Linked DNA regions of Mus musculus: region 1 is linked to region 2. Evidence: chromatin loops called from intact Hi-C (ENCODE). Cell type or tissue: heart. All regions are shown on one strand. Each heading gives the region's core, and the rest is flanking DNA. Links, peaks and the distances in the headings are about the cores only. Region 1 holds the start of Telo2 (telomere maintenance 2). Region 2 has its middle 10 kb from the start of Gm17801.

Evidence for each region. Peaks named below come from ENCODE experiments on the same cell type or tissue, not always from the same donor. Only the 100,000 strongest peaks of a DNase experiment are listed, where the experiment ranks them.
Region 1: it touches region 2 in a loop (2.8-fold over the local background); 19 of 42 quality-filtered maps call a loop at or near these places.

The regions. Positions count from the first base shown.
Region 1 is chr17:25,115,416-25,123,620 of GRCm38, forward strand. Telo2 (telomere maintenance 2) reads right to left here and starts at 552. Exons shown (of 21, transcript NM_001163661.1): 1 at 1-552. It overlaps Ptx4 (pentraxin 4), which reads left to right and starts at 5,345. Exons shown (of 3, transcript NM_026747.1): 1 at 5,345-5,576; 2 at 7,279-7,933. The coding sequence starts at 5,436. In heart, for the core only: a CTCF peak has its summit at 2,024; no DNase peak of the experiment used is centred there; H3K4me3 peaks cover 191 bases; H3K27ac peaks cover 300 bases.
Region 2 is chr17:25,280,232-25,288,436 of GRCm38, forward strand. No RefSeq gene overlaps it. Among named protein-coding and RNA genes, the nearest start is that of Gm17801, 10 kb to the left of the region's middle. In heart, for the core only: a CTCF peak has its summit at 4,963 (motif pointing left); no DNase peak of the experiment used is centred there.

The DNA.
Region 1 (8,205 bases), core at 938-3,437, 170 kb before region 2:
TGCGCTTCCAGGCGCTTCACTCACAATCTCACTCACGCTCTCCCGTCCTTCTTCCGGGTTTCCCGCCTGCCCGATGATCTGACAGAGCTTCAGTCCCGGACTGCACCGGTGCACTGTGGCTGTCTCCTCTGTCAAACCCACTGATAGTTGGATGAGTGAGTGGCTTGCCAGGGTGCAATAACTAAAACTCCTCCTCCGTCTGCAGCTCCAGGTTAGCACCCAGCCCCCTAAACACGAGGCCTTCGGCTCGTATGGGAACTGGCCATGCTGCAAGGCAGGACACTGCAGCCCCGACTGGACCAACCACTCCTACAGGGTTCCTCTGGCCAGCATGCTTCAGAGCCGAGGCCACATGCTCCCTCTTGCGCGCCGCTGATTCGCCACGGCACCAGGACCACGCGCCAGATTCAGTGTCAGCTGAGGGCAGCTGTGAATTCGAGTCGCAGAGCTCACGTGAAACCTGCACGGATATTTAGAATTTCTGGGGCTGATACAAACGCGTGGCTAGGGACGAATCAGCGGCGCGCCAACGCGCTGATGACCGCAGCATCTGCGCCTGCGCAAGAGGAGGAAGAGGCGTGGCCTAAGAGCCTACGGTGGGCAAGGCCTGAGGGCAGGACTCCGGTAGGCGTGTCCGCTCTATTGGTCCCCTGGTGACTGCTGTCTCTGTTTTCCTTAATTCTGGAGAGACTTTCCCCAGCACATTACCCCACTATGCTGCCTTGGGTCGGATGACTTTCCACTCTAGAGCACTAATCAACTCTCTAGGCGCCCTGAGGGAAACAGAATAAGGAAGCCAGGAACAGCGGATATGGCCAAGTTGTAATGCGGATGCGCTGATGTATTTGGTGGTACACAAGGGTGCACGTTTACTGCGAACACGCAAACTGCGTCTAAACTGCCCTAAATGAAACACCACTAGCTGAGTAAACACCCAGGGATCCTGACTGTCGTCTGAACTTAGCAGTGTGAAACATTCCATCATGGCAGAACTTTTCTTGACCATCCTGATCTGGAAGATACATTGAGGGAGCAACATTTCAGCGGAACTGGGTGTGGGTGGAAATCTGAGCAAGCTGTATTCATTCAACATCATCAAGCAAAATTACCCTTCCTGAGCAGGAAATGAGCCCACTCAAGGCTTAGCAGTTAGCAGAGCATACCAGGGGCCAGAGCGATTATCTTAGAGGTTAAATTACGTGTGGCTCTTGCCAAGGTCCCAAGTTCAGTTCCCAGCATCCATGGAAGTGTTACCGATCAGCCAGCCAGGATCTCTACACAAATAAAAACTGGGGTTAGTCAAAGAGAAGGTCTTCAAATGGTAGCTTTCTTTTTTTTTTTTTTTTCTCCATGTTTGGCCTCAGTGAGAGATGGCAGATGACTCCCCTAGTATTAGGGGACTGGAGGCATTGGGACCCTTAGCCCTAAAAGTATTCTAGCTCTTACGTAGGTCAGGAATCCTTGGCTCTTTCCTGTGGCTGGTGCAGCTTCCACTAAGCAGATTTGGTGATTGTAGGGACTCTTCAGCCCTACAGCTTTACAATTTTTGTGTAGACCTTCGCTCTTAATGACAGCCAGTGTTAAAATTCTTGGCCTAGGGTTGAGACCTCTTGGCTCTCTGGAACTCATCTGGCATCCAAGGCTATGCCATCTCTTCTCTGGTTTAGTCAATTATCCTCATTCAGTCTCAGTTTCTGCACTCCCCTGATGCCTTGGCTACTGCTTCCTCAGCTATGACAAAACTGACTGTCCTGTCCCTTTTGTAGCTTGGCCTGCCAATTGCTCAGCTGTCTCTGCCACCTCTTTTTTTTTCATGATAACAGCTTAGCCCACATTACTGAGAGTAGGCAAGCAAACCCTGGAGAGGAGCCTTTTACTGTACCTAAAGCTGCAACAAAAGGGAGGAGATGAGGAAAGTCTCTCCCAGAGGGAGTCAAAGCGGCTGCCTTCAAATCCTGAAAAGGGGCACTTCCTCTGCTAACAGTCTTTGCACCAGCCTCTGTAGTTCCTCAGCTAGGCCACCAGAGGACGTGTTCTTCTCAACCTGGTCGAAATGGTTGCAAAAAGCCTTGGGGCTGTATCTTCCAGACCTGAAGCAATTTGCAACCTTGTAGTTTTCTCAAGGCCCTCAGAGTTTCCTGGATAGTCAGAGCTGGCATTAGGGCAGGCCAGGAGTTGTTGACTGGCAATTCTTTTGCTAAAGCCATCCAGAATGGAAAACCTAGCAGTTGCTAGTTAAGAGCTCGTGTCACCTCAGCACCCAATATTTTTGCTTATTTTTCTGGAAATGAATACCAGAGTGCTTACAATAATAAATGTTAACAGTGCTTAGCCCCTGGCCAGTGTTCAGGCGGAGATGGGTGTCCTTATTTGTTTTAGAACAAAGGGGTGTTAGGAGGATCCAGTCTTCACTTAAAAGTAAAGGTACAGGGCTGGTGAGATGGCTCAGCGGTTAAGAGCACTGACTGTTCTTCCAAAGGTCCTGAGTTCAAATCCCAGCAACCACATGGTGGCTCACAGCCATCTGTAATGAGATCTGGTGCCGTCTTCTGGGGTGTCTGAAGACAGCTACAGTGTACTTACATATATTACATTATTTATTAATAAACAAGTTTTTTTTTAAAGTAAAGGTGCTCCGCTGGCAAGCTTGATCCCCTAAGTTCAGTCTTCAGGGCTCACTTGGTGGAAAAAGAGAACCAACTCCTCAAAGTTGTCCTCTGCCCTTCACAAGCACACACACTCATTGCTCCCACAACCACACACAAACAAGAAATGAATGTAATGGTAATTGTTCTTCAAAAAGACTAGACCTGGGAGCTGGGGAGAAGGTTTACTAGGCAAAGTGTTTGATGTACAAACATGAAGATCTGAGTTCAAATCCCCAGAACCCAATATCAAAGCCAAGTGAAGAGGCATGCATCTGTGTTGCCAAGGAGATGTAAACAAAGTCTACCCCCCTCCTTTTACAGTACTGATGATAAATAAGCTGAAGTACATTTCCACCAAAGTTGACTCTGAGGAATCAGTGAGTTTATTAGGCTTACTGACAGAGCAATGGGTGAGGGGGTATAGGCAGTAGCAGAGGTGACCTTAAAGCAGTCACACTGGAAGGTCTGCCCCCCAACAGACCCCCATGACTGTGTAGATAGAACCCTTCCCTAATTTTTTCATATCTCTATACTCTGTCCCTTCTCTGAGTCCCCCATGGCTACAATGAACTAGGGCAGACTTGCATATAACTGATTGGGAGGAGGCTGGATACTCAAGTGAGTATCCCCTGGCCCTCTCTGTCCTTCCTCTATGAGGTATCACCAAGTCCCGGGCATGATGGTCATTTCCAAGTTGATGGTGACAGATGTCTTGGAGGATAGTCCTGCACAACAATCTGTGACCCCAGAATCAGAACAGGGGTGTAAGAGAATAGTGTGTGGAGAAGAGCCTGCCAGGTAGCCAGTGAACCCGAGAACTAGTGAGGTGCTGTTTCAAAATAAAATGAGGAGGTGGAGACCTGAGTAAGGCATGCGACTTAAATGTGTGGTGTCTACACATGAGCCTGTGAGTAAAACACACACAGAATAAATAAATAAATAATAAAGGTCAACACTGGGTTCAGTCCAGAGAACAGACAGTAAGAAACCACTCAAATAGAGTTGTCAGAACACATGTGGGGCGCTGTAGAAGTGAAGGGGGTATCTCCTGATGTAACCAAGACTTGAGAGTGGGGTGTGGGAGCCCCAGCATGAGACATTCCTGAATCTCCATCCCTAAACTGCAACTCCATTACCTCTTGACCCGTCCATTTTCCTGAAGTTCACCCTCCAGGACTTCCCAGTGAAGGTAGGGTTGGGGATACGTTTCTGGAGTCTCAGTACCTACAAAGGCCTATACTCTTTGCTCTTGAGTTATTCACATGAAATAGATGCACTATTTTATCTTTTTGCCATTGTTTTTTTAGTTATTTTTGTGGTGCCATGGATCAAATTCCGGATCAGCATAAATGATAAAGTCAGCTGTCCCCTTGGAATTGTCCCAGTCTCCTGAACCAACAGTTTTTCTCCCTGGATACTTTTGTGGCTTTTTTCCTCTGTCTGTGATGTTCTGATGTTTGACCAAAGGAGCTTTAATGGCAGCAGCCAGCCTCTGGGATGACACTCTCAGTGGCCTGTCCTCTGGGAAGACACTATGGCTCCTGTCATCTTGGAAATGCTAATGCTTTTGTTGGTGACACTTTCCTGAGTTGTTCTTATTACTACAAACTAGGCTTCTTCAAACAACAGAACATTATTTTCTCACAGCTCTGGGGGTCAGAGTCTGAACCCAAAGCAGCATGCTACTGCAGAAGTTTCTTCTGGTTTCCAGAGGCTCCAGGTGTGGCCCGCCCCAGCAGCATTGTTCCCATCTCGGCCACCGACTTCATTGGGCCTCTTCCTTGGTGTCCTCTCTGCCCCTATCAGGATGCTTGCTGTTGAGTGCAGGGCTATCTGGGTACTCCAGGGTTACTTTATCTTAAGATGTTGCCTGGACGTTTTTCCCCATAAGGCTATATTCACAGGTCCTGGAGCAGAACTTGGATCAATTTCCTCAGGGACCCTCATTCATCCCCCTGCACAGCCTGTAACCAAAAGCCAGGCAGGGAAAGTCAGGTATGTCTAGCTTGATTTCAACATTACATAATACATTTATCAAAATATCATATTAACTCAAAACATGTGCAATTTGTGGGACTGAGAGAGAGAGAAAGAGAGAGAGAGAGAGAGAGAGAGAGAGAGAGAGAGAGAGAGAGAGAGAGAGAGCAAACACCTATAGTCCTAGCTGAGGACTGAGATAGATCATTTAACCCAGGAGTCCAAGACCAGCATGAGCAACACAGCAAGATCCTTTTCCAGGGAAGAAAAACATAGCTAATTTTAATTTAAGTTATCCCATTCTAGAATAAGATAAAGTGAAATTCAGTCTCATTTCTAAGAGGGATTCCTTCTCCAAGGCAGTGAGACAGGACTCATAAGACATGGCTGCATGTGGCTGGAATCCTGGGCACCAGTGCACAGCTGGCTTGGACAACTTCCTGACCATGCTCAACCCCTGTCCTGCTCTGACTTCTTGGTGGGAACTCCAGTCTAGGTGCTGCTGTTAGAGCCATTATCAGCTCCTGTCTGCCTCTGAGCCAAGCAAAGCCCTGAGCACATCCACTAGAACAATTTCCCAAAGAAGCTGTTTGTGCCTGTTTGAAGCTCGTTTCCCTGGGAACCTCGGGTTCCCAAAGCCCACTGGATTGAAGGCAGATGCCTTTCATTAAGGTGGCAGGAAGAACCTGACACTCAGCCAGGACAGAAAGAAGAAACCCAGTCACATGGTGGGCTTCAAGGAGCAGGGATACGAGACAGACTCAAGGGACCAAGGGACGAACATCAGCTTCTGCCTCTGTGTGTCCCAGCATGAGGTGCTTGAAGAAGAAGACCCTGCTTTTTCTCCTCATTTTTGTGTCCCTGAATGTACACAGGACTCCGTCACAGGAAGCTCACCCAGCCAGGCAAAGAAAGCCATTTTTTGAGAGGCTCCGTCGACTAGAAGAGCAGGTAGGTGTACTACACTTGGGGAATTGGTTTTATAATACCAGGAGCAGGTAAAGAATGGATGTCATGGAGTCCGATGCTCTCTGTGATCCAGGTACACAGAGAGCACTTGGTTTGCTCTCCTTGTTGGAAGCCAACGATATTCTCACCTGTTTTTAGAAACTAGGCAAGCGTTTGCTAGGCTCTGCTCTGAAGTCCAACTAGACAGTGTGTGTGTGCGTGTGTGTGTGTGTGTGTGTGTGTGTGTGTGTGTGTGTGTGTGAAGATGCAGGAGACCTGAAGAGGTGTCTAGAAGACCCAAAGAACACAGCCTGGGTAGCGACTGTGCAGGACAGTATTCATAGTTGTGGGAGCTGTGAGGGCACTGGTCTATTTCAAAGCAGAACATATGCTCTGTCCCAAGGATTCCGCAGGGGTCTGTAGACAGTTGCCCACCCCAAGCACGTCCTGTACTGATCCTGGTACAGCCAGACATGGTGGAGTGTACCAGTAATTCCAGCACTTAGGCTCAAGTAAGAGTATTGCTATGAGTTTGAGGCTAGCCTGAATGAGGACATGGTGAGTTCCAAGCCACCCTGTGCTACTGACTGAAACTCTGTCTCAAAACAAGCAAACAAACAAACAAACAAAACAACAACAGCAACAACAACAGGGCCAGAGAGATGGCTCAGTGGTTAAGAGTTCTTGCTGCTCTTGCAGAAGACCCAGGTTCAATTCTCAGCACGCCTTTGGCAGCTCACAATCATGTGTAATGCCAGCTCTCACTCCTCTGAGTACTGCATGCACATGACACACAGATACACAAGCAGGCAAAGCATCCACACACATAGAATGAAATAGAACTTAAACCCAAACAGCAACAACAAAGACTGAAAAGGCAACAGCTGTAGCTCAGCAGCACGGGGCTTCCTTGCCTAGAATGTACAAGATCCTAGATACAGTCCCCAGAGCTGGAAAACCATAAATAAGTATAAATAAATGCATACATACATACACGCGCTCTGAGCTGGAGAAATAGTTCAGCAACCAGGAGCACTAGGTACTTGGAGAGGATCCAGGTCCATTCTCAGCACCCACGTGATGGCTCACAACCTATTCATAACCCTAGTTCAAGCACCTCCAAAGACACGGTACACACATGGTGCACATACGTTCATGCAGGCAAAACACTCATACATATAAAATTAAATACATCTAAAAAACTTTTTTTTATGAGACATGGTTTTCCTGTGTCGCCATGGATACCTTGGAACTTGCTCTGTAGATCGGGCTGCCCTCGAAGTCACAGAGACCCTCCTCCCCTGTCTCTACCACCACCCAGCTCAATCTAAAATATTTTTCAGTGCACTCATACAGCCTGTCCTGCAGTCCCCTCTGAACACAAAGGTAGCCCCGAGGATCACAGTAGCAAGATGTCTTCCAGAGTGTTGGGACCAGAGAGGATCATCACTAGGGTCATGGGTCTGGAGCCCACATTTTACACTGTGCAGCTATGGGGCCTGAGGACAGTTACCTGCTTTGTACCTGGCCCTTTGGGACTAGTCATGATAATCTCCACACATGTCCTAGCATGGTGACAAGGATCAAATTGTTCAATTTATAAACAGAACCATCCATAGACTTGGATGTAGATAGAATAGATACTTCTGAAGTATTCTTAGGGTAGCCTCAGCCTAACCCCATAAGAGCTGTGTTCTCTTTACAGTTTCAGAGATTCCAACAGGTGACCTTAACACACCTTCAGAACATTGCCAACAACTACAATGTTTACCACAATATGGATGTTCGCTTCCAGAGCCTGGTGGAACAGAGCCAAGCCGTAGCTCTAGCGATGAATCAGTCTCAAGCTGCCATACAAGGAGATGTGGCCCATTTAAAGACCTGGTATAGGAAGAGCCAGCGAAGGAGCCAGAAGGTAGATGCCCGACTTCAAGCCTTGGACCTCTCCCTGAGCACAAAGAGCAGGCAGTGGGTAGAGAAGGAAGGGGAGCAAAAGGCACAGAGGGAGGCTATTGCAAGCCTGGCCCTAAGCGTTCAGGCACTACAGGATGCACTGGCCAGCCTTACACAGCAAGTCCACAGCCAGGGTGCCAGGCTTGCTGCTCTGGAGGGACAGACACAGAGGGCCTCCTCTGGTACTGTGGCCCTGGGGTTGACCACAGCCCCCAACCCCACCCAGCTTGCTCAGCGAGGCCCAGGATCCTTGCAACTGTGGAGGGACCGCCAGGTAGCCAAGTCTTCACCCCAACACAGGAGTTCCCCTCATGACGTCACTGTCCACGTTCAGGAGATGCAGAAGTTCCAAACCCCAAGCAGTCATCAAGCAGCCCCACCAAGGACCTACCAAGGACCAGGAAACAGTAAGTGACACAAACCTGTCACCTCCCTATCAAGTTCCAGGTTTCCCTAGCAGTGTCTGAGGTTATAATGTCATTCCTGACACCTGTCACCCCAAAATCTCTTTCCCCCAAGGGCCACATACCTAACACCATAAGAGAGAATGGCCTCCAGCAGGTCAGGCTGCATAGCAGAAGGGCCTCTATTGAAGTGACTGAACCAGGAGCCTCAGGATGAGTCTTGCTTCCTATTAACACTACTGTGACTTGGGAAGCCAAAGAGAGATAGTTGAGTT
Region 2 (8,205 bases), core at 3,555-6,054:
ATTGATAGAAATTTAAGGTTTTTTTTTACTATATATATAGTGTATATATGGTTTTGCTCTTAGGTATTATACCTATGTGACTCATTTAAAAATGTATTGTAAATTTCTAGTCTTTGAAAGCTACTATTACATACTGTTTATGATAATTAAGAAGTACAAGTTACTTGTCAATCAAAATTGTGGTCTTACTAGGTACCAATTTAATTAATTACAAAAATAAGCTTTATTTAGCCCCCTGTAGATTTCAAAGTTAAGCTAGAAACAAGCAATATTTGCCTATTCGGGCATACTTTAGATAGATAAATGGTCTTCAAACACTTCAGAGATCTACAGAATATGGCATTTAAGATGTTTTAAACCCTTTAAAACAAAAGGGTTTTCATGACAATGAGATACTTCAGGTCTTGGCAGCACCCCCATACTCCTTCAATAGAGTATGGGCATTGAAGTATGCTCCAATATGGAGTTTGTTACAAGTGTGGCAAAGAAAATGCCCTTTCCTCAACTGCTGACAGCATGCTGTCTAAAGCATGGGCAAGCAGGACACTAGGAAGTCAATTGACCAACTTTGCAGAGTCAGGGTAGGCCAGTCCTTCATAATCCTGCTTCTCAGAAAAATCTGTCAGATATTCTGGGCCTGTAGGCTGAAGATGGGTGCCCCAGCCCCACCATCACAGAGCAAGCTTGGGTTCCTGTCCAAGCAGCCAGCGGTCTCCATCATTTCTACAGTTTTGGAAGCTGCTTGCTCTGCATTTCCTGTACTTGGGCAATGTTTTCTTTCTCAGGTCTCTGATGGGGCTGAAGACTAGTTACTTAGAGTCTCACAATTAACCTGAAGTTGATTAGGATTTAAGAAAATATTTTCAGGTGTAAAAAGATTTTTTTTTTTTTGGTTTGTAATATAAGAAATGATAAAAAGCAATTTAGGAGGTGGGGCAGTGGTGGCACATGCCTGTAATCCCAGCACTTGGGAGGCAGAGGCAGGTGGATTTCTGAGTCCGAGGCCAGCCTGTTCTACAGAGTGAGTTCCAGGACAGCCAGGACCGCACAGAGAAACCCTGTCTCTGAAAATAACAACAACAACAACAACAACAACAAAAAGAAGCAATTTAGGTTCTGAACTCGGGGCTTGCCAGGGTTGGATAGGGAGTGGCGTACTTTCTCCAAGGCTACCAATACAGATGGACTAGACAATGGGAACGTAATTCTTACCTGATAGTTCTCATAATTGGTTTTTTTTTTGTTTGTTTTGTTTTGTTTTGTTTTTTTTTTTTTAGAAGAACAGGTATCATATCTTTCTCTTATATGAATTTCCTGGATTTTTTTTTCCATTTTTTATTAGGTATTTCGCTCATTTACATTTGCAATGCTATACCAAAAGTCCCCCATAGCCACCCACCCCCTCTCCCCTACCCACCCACTCCCCTTTTATGGCCCTGGCGTTCCCCTGTACTGGGGCATATAAAGTTTGCGTGTCCAATGGGCCTCTCTTTCCAGTGATGGCCGACTAGGCCATCTTTTGATGCATATGCAGCTAGAGTCAAGAGCTCCGGGGTACTGGTTAGTTCATAATGTTGTTCCACCTATAGGGTTGCAGATCCCTTTAGCTTCTTTGGTACTTTCTCTAGCTCCGTTTGTTTTGTTTTTTTGTTTTTTTTTTTTTATTCTTTGAGACAAGATTTCTCTGTATAGCCCTGGTTGTCCTGGAACTCACTCTATAGACCAGGCTGGCCTTGAACTCAGAAATCCGCCTGCCTCTGCCTCCCGAGTGCTGGGATTAAAGGCGTGCGCCACCACTGCCCCGCTCTCATAATTGTTCTTATTGTATATAGCTTATTGCTGTTAGAGAAAATCCTTTTATTGGACTAAAAGGGGGAGATGTTGGGATTTCCTTTTTGTGCACCGTGTAAAGGGTGTCTATTATTTAAGTGCCAGTTGCTGTACTGGCAGAGAGCTGGGCACAGGCTGGACTTTGGTACTGTTATCTGTATTGGATCATCACCCGCTTTAGCAGTTTGTAAACAGTCACTCCCCTTGCCTTCTGATTGGTTTAATAAAGATCTGGTGTCAGTAGGTGGGCAGGAGAGGAAAGGCGGGACTTCCGGTCGAGATAGGAACTCTGAGGAAGAATTGAGAGGCGGGAGATTCGCCAGCCAGCCAGGCATGGAGGAAATCGTACATACCAGGGCTGAGTGAGAGGTAGCAGGCCTCGAGGCACACACGGACTAAAATAAACGGGTTGATTAGGTTATATGAGCTAGTTGGGAAATAGTCTAAGTCATAGTGCCTAAGCTTTCATAAATAATAAAAGTCCGTGTCATTCAGGAGCTGGTGGGTCAGAGACACTCTGGTGATCAAGGTTACCATCCAGAGCATCTGAAGAACTACAACTCAACAGCAACACCTTTTCTAGCCCAGATCTGGATGTCTTTTGCTTCCTCCTCACACTGAAGCTATACCACTGACTCCAGGGTCTGTCAGCCTCGGCCGAGCAAGGAAGGTAGCCCTTCCTTTCTCTCTGTAATAGCCAGCCTTGGTTGGTTGTCAACGTGATTTAGAATTACCTAAAAGCCAAGCAGCTGGGCTCGCCTGAGAGAGATTTATCTTGACTGGATTTGGGACGACTAAGATATTGTTCTGTTACTGTGAGAACCTGGGGCTGGAGAGATGTCTCAGTAGTTAAGGTCACTGGCTGCTCTTCCAGAGGCTCTAAGTTCAATTTCCAGCAAATACATGGTGGCTCACAACCATTTACCCTGGGATCTGATGTCCCCTTCTAGTATGCAGGCATGCATGCACACAGAGCACTCGTACATAATAAGCAAAAAACAAAAAAACAAAAAAAACCCAAAAACCCACCATGACCAAGGCAACTTATAAAAGGAACCAATTAGGGGCTTCCGTACAGTATCTGGAAGCTTATAACCTCATGCACAGGCAACAGGCAGAGAGAGAGAGAGAGAGAGAGAGAGAGAATCTTGGCCTGGCCTTGGTCTTGGCGCCAACAAGGCCACACCACCTAACCCTTCTAAAACCATGGGGATAAGACATTCAAATATATGTGTTTATGGAAGACATTCTCATGCAAACCACTATAAAGACCATCCTAAACCTGGAGCATTCGAGGTGGGAAGAGCCACCCTAAATATGAGCCACATCTGATGGCAGCCCACATAAAAAGACATGGAAGAAGGAAGCTTTTGCTTTTTGCCTGCTTGCACTCACTCTTGTTGGCATATTCATCTACCCCGCAGCTGAGGCGTTACTTCCCTGCTATTAGAATCCATTTCTTCAGGATTCTATCAGAAACTGAAGACCCCCAGAGACAGCTCAACAAACAAGCTGAAGGACAGACTGCTTATGCTGAAATGGACTGTTGCTGAAGGCAGATGATCAGGACTGCAGCTCTGAAGGATCATCGAATCAGCAGATCTTCATGAGGGCATTTGGACTGTTGGTGGGGTTGACACTTGTTTCTCTTGTAAAAAGTTAAATTGTACAATTTTTTAGTTTATATAAAAAGGGGGAAATGCTGCAGGATATTTGATCACCCTGTGAACCCCCAAGATTGTGTCATGGTGTGGCTCAGCCCTTAGCACACACCTTTAATCCTTCTGGCTGGAATACAGACACACCCTTAGTATACACCTTTAATTTCAAACTATGAAGGTTAAGTTTGTAGAAGGGAGCTCCTATGTTTGAAAGTGATGTCTAAGTGAGTGGCAGACAAAGTGATGAATCAGAGAAAGATTTGACAGAATGGGATCTGCCCGACTCTCACCAGAAGAGAGAGGAAAGGGAGGCAATGTAAGAGAGAGCAGAGCAGGAGAGACAGGAGAGGGTGTTTTACTGGGAGAGTTTTACAGAGACAGATTGAAGAGAGAGAAAACTAGACACAGGTAAAGACAGAATAAACCAGAGAATGAGAAGTAGCTAGATTACAACGGATTGCCAGAGTTAGTTTCAGGTTGAGAGGAGTGAGTTAGCCAGAGCCAGACAGACTCTATGACAGGCTGCATACTGTCAGTTTGGGAGACTAGGTCTAAGTTTCTGTTTCCCAGAAATGAGAACTGGGACCCCAGGTTCCATGGTCTGTCACCACAGCCATGGGCAGCCAATCCGAGGACACCTTGTCATCTGGGCTGAAGTAAGAATAGGTAGCTAGAATGAGTAAAGTCACCCCCTTGGAGGTCTCCAGAGCCTGACCAATTGTAGAACCAGCCAAAACCCTGGAGACAAAGCTAACTAATCCAGGTGAAAGGGCACATACCCCTCCCTGGAATTCCCCTAACTGACGATAAAGGCTGGGCCTGTGGGCCCACCAGAGGTCTCCATTCTCAAACGGGGAGACCCTGCATGCAGGAATTTCAGCTGAATAAACACTCTTTGCTTTTGCATACTATTTGAGTCTGGGGTATCATTCTTCAGTGATTCTTGGATCCTAACAAGGACGAGCTGAGCAATTCAATCAGAGGCTGAGAAACAAGCAAGATTACATGAGTCAGTTTGAAGAGGAGTTTTGAGCCAGAATGGCTGAGTTGAACCAACCAGCCAGAGTTCAGAAAGAGCTAGAAAGGGTGAGCTTATTCAGCAGTAAGCCTCCCAGATGACAATGACATCTGGTTAATAAGAGATACTTTTATAGTGATGTGTGTGTGTGTCTGTGTGTGTGTGCTCGCGAGCACACTCACGCGAGTTCTCTCTCACAAGTGCCTGAGTTTTAGCAGCACTTCTCTATGGCAAGACAGTATGCCTTAGGTGTGAGGCCCATTCAAAAGAATCAAAGTTTAAAAAATGGTCTGAGAGGAGGGTGGGGGAAGAAATAGAAATCACTTTTTCAAGAAAGCCACCAGTTTCCAGAATAGGTTTATGGGAAGACAAACATGCCTCAATGCACCTTGGAAGGTGCCTAGGTTTGGCATCTGGTTCCCTAGAAGGCATGCAGCGTTGGCTCTCTGCTGCCCCCTGATGGATACATTAGAAATGGTAATGCCTTGAGACAAGTGACCAGGATGTGAATGGAGAGAATGAATAGGCTTGGCTTAGGCTAGGTTCAAGGCTGGGATCATTGCCAACTCAGAGGCGATCTCTTCAAGGACACTGAGAGCAGAATCCAGAGCCAGACCTACAAAGTGGGTTGTGTCCCTGGTCAGACTCAGGTCAGCAGGTATCAGACACTTGCCCAAGACGCTAAGCTCTACCTCCAGTAGGTTTTCTAATGCTTCAGGGTCTGGGTGTGCTCTGACATCCCCTTGTTAAGCTTCCTTTTGTCCGAGGCAGCTTCCAGCAGTGAGGACGTCTGGTCTTATTCCCTTACTCTTGGAATCTGCTTTGCACTGTACTGTTGAGGATAGCGCTCAGTTACCTGTGCCTCACCAGTAAGGCTAAATCTTCTTCTAGACGTGTACCTTTGTACGTGTATTTTAGATACAAAGTCCTTGTTTTTTTATATTTCAAATATAGTTTCTTTGGTTTTCATTAAGCTGTTCCTTTACGGGGGCTGGAGACATGGCTCAAGGCCATGTATTGCTGTTCTGAGGATCTGTGTTCAATTCTCAACTCCATGTCAGACAATCACCTGTAACTGCATGTCTAGGGGGAATCTGACACTTTTCCTCTGTAGGCACTTCCATCCACATGTGCATACCCCACAAACACTAAAATATAACAAAATACATTGTAAAATATATACTTTATTTTTATTAATAAAAACAACAACAGCAAAGCCGGGGGCATGGCTCAGCTGTACAGCACTTGTCATGAGCTGGATCTCTACTACTGAAAAACAGCAACAAATTCTGACACTTTTGGTTAGCATGGTGGTGCACACCTGCAATCACAGCCCTCCACAGCTGGAGAGGCAGGAGGGTCAGAAGTTCCAGGCCAGCCTGGATCACTTAAGGCTCTAAACCACTACCCCACCCCACAACAGTTTTAAAATTAATTTAAAAAAATTTATTAGCCGGGCGTGGTGGCGCATGCCTTTAATCCCAGCACTCGGGAGGCAGAGGCAGGTGGATTTCTGAGTTCGAGGCCAGCCTGGTCTACAAAGTGAGTTCCAGGACAGCCAGGGCTATACAGAGAAACCCTGTCTCGAAAAACCAAAAAAAAAAAAAATTATTTTATTTGTGGGTATTTTGTTCTCATGTATGTCTGTGCAACCACAGGTAGGCCTGGTGCCCAAGGAGGCCAGAAGAGGGCATCAGATCTCCTGTAACTGGAGTTACAGATGGATGTAAGCTGCCATGTGGGTGCTGGGACTAGAACCCTGGTCCTGTGGAAGAGCAGTCTGTGCTTTTAACCACTGTTCCACTGAATAAATTACTCAGCTCCCACCACACCAACTTTCTCCAGGGAATGCTGTATAGAAGAAATAAGGCGACAACAACAACAACAAGGAGTTATCAATAAGAAAAAAGCTATAAAAAACTAAAGACATGCAAACACACTTAACTATTTTGTTTAAATGTTCATTGTGTGAGCATGTTCGTGCACATGGCATGGTACACATGTGGCAGTCAGAGGACCACTTGTGGGATTTTTTTTTCTTTCTATCATGCAGATTTCAGAGCCAGAACTCGGGCTGCCAGGCTTGGAGGCCAGCAGCCTGACACACTGAGTCATCTTGCCAGCCTGCAAATACATGTGCAGTGAAAAGATCTTTTTAAAAATAAAAGGTTTGCTGGGTGGTTGGTGGTGGGGCATGTCTTTAACTCCAGAACTCAGGAGGCAGAGGCAGGCAGATTGTGGCATTCGAGGCCAGCCTGGTCTACAGAGGGAGTTCTAGGATAGTCAGGGCTACACAGAGAAACCCTGTCTTGAAAAACTAAAAACCAAACCAAATAAACCCCCAAACCCAATCAACCAAAGAAACAAAAGCTTTTGGACAAAAACAGATTTTGTCTGGTAAAAGAAAGTTTTATCTCAAAAGTAAGCTATTGTTCCATGTCCATAATTGAGTTAGAGAGATAAGGTAAATTTTTAAATTTTTGAGCTTTTTCTTTGGTGCTGGGAATAAAGGCATTTGCCACCGTGTCCAACTTCTCTGTTGGATTTTTTTTTTTTTTTTTGGTTTTTCGAGACAGAGTTTCTCTGTGTAGCCCTGGCTGTCCTGGAACTCACTCTGTAGACCAGGCTGGCCTCGAACTCAGAAATCCACCTGCCTCTGCCTCCCAAGTGCTGGGATTAAAGGCGTGTGCCACCATGCCTGGCCTCTGTTGGATTTTTAACAACTCAGAAAACAAGTCTTTCAAGAGTTAGGATTTAAGCAAGTTTGTGTAATTTTTTTAAATTTCTTTTTCTTTACTTTTTATTTTATTATGTGTTTTGGTATCTCAGTATGGGTACCCATGGAGGCCAGAAGGCTGTGTCAAATCCTGGGATGGAGCTGTCGTTACAAGTGGTTGTGAGCTGCCCTGTGCAGATGATGGGACAAATACCAGTCCCCTGATAGATCCATAAGTGCTTTTAGGTTCGGAATCATCTCTCCAACGAAGAGGGCACTGTGTGGCTCTTGCCAGCCTGGAACTTGTTAGACCAGGCTGGCCTTGAACTCACAGAGATCTGTCTGCCTCTAACTTTTCTATTGCTTTGATGGACTTGTACCACCAAACTCAACAAAGTTGTTTTTAAATCTCACTTTACAACTCTAGTTCAATAATTATTATCCTAGGTTATTCTTGGTAAACTTGATACCACACATGTGTAACAAACATCGTACATATATTTGAGAGCTAAAGGTACTGTATGTCTAAACTTTATGCAGATAGTATATTAAATCTCACTACTCCTACTTCTAGACAAGTAAAACTGTCTTTTAGGGGATTCAACAACCAAGTCTTGGAGGCCAAAGACAAAGAAAATGAAAATCTAAGAGGAATTGCCAGTATTATAGCATTTCCCTCTCTACTGCAGGTCAGCCAGCTTCCAAAGAAAGATGTAGAGCCTCATAGGGCCATTGAGTCCTGTGTTGTGCTGGTCAGAGAAACCATGAAGACCCCATTGTCCTGTAACTGGTACACACCCCACAAAAGGGAGGATCTAAAGAAAGCCACATCATCAGCAAGACCCTGCTGTATCCCAGGAGATGGTGTAGTGGGTAGACGGGGGGGGGGGGGGAGAAGGGAGCCGTGGTGCTCCCTGTGAGTCACCAAAAGGAACCCTAAGGAGCCTCAACTCACTTCAACAGTAAAAAGAAAAATCTTT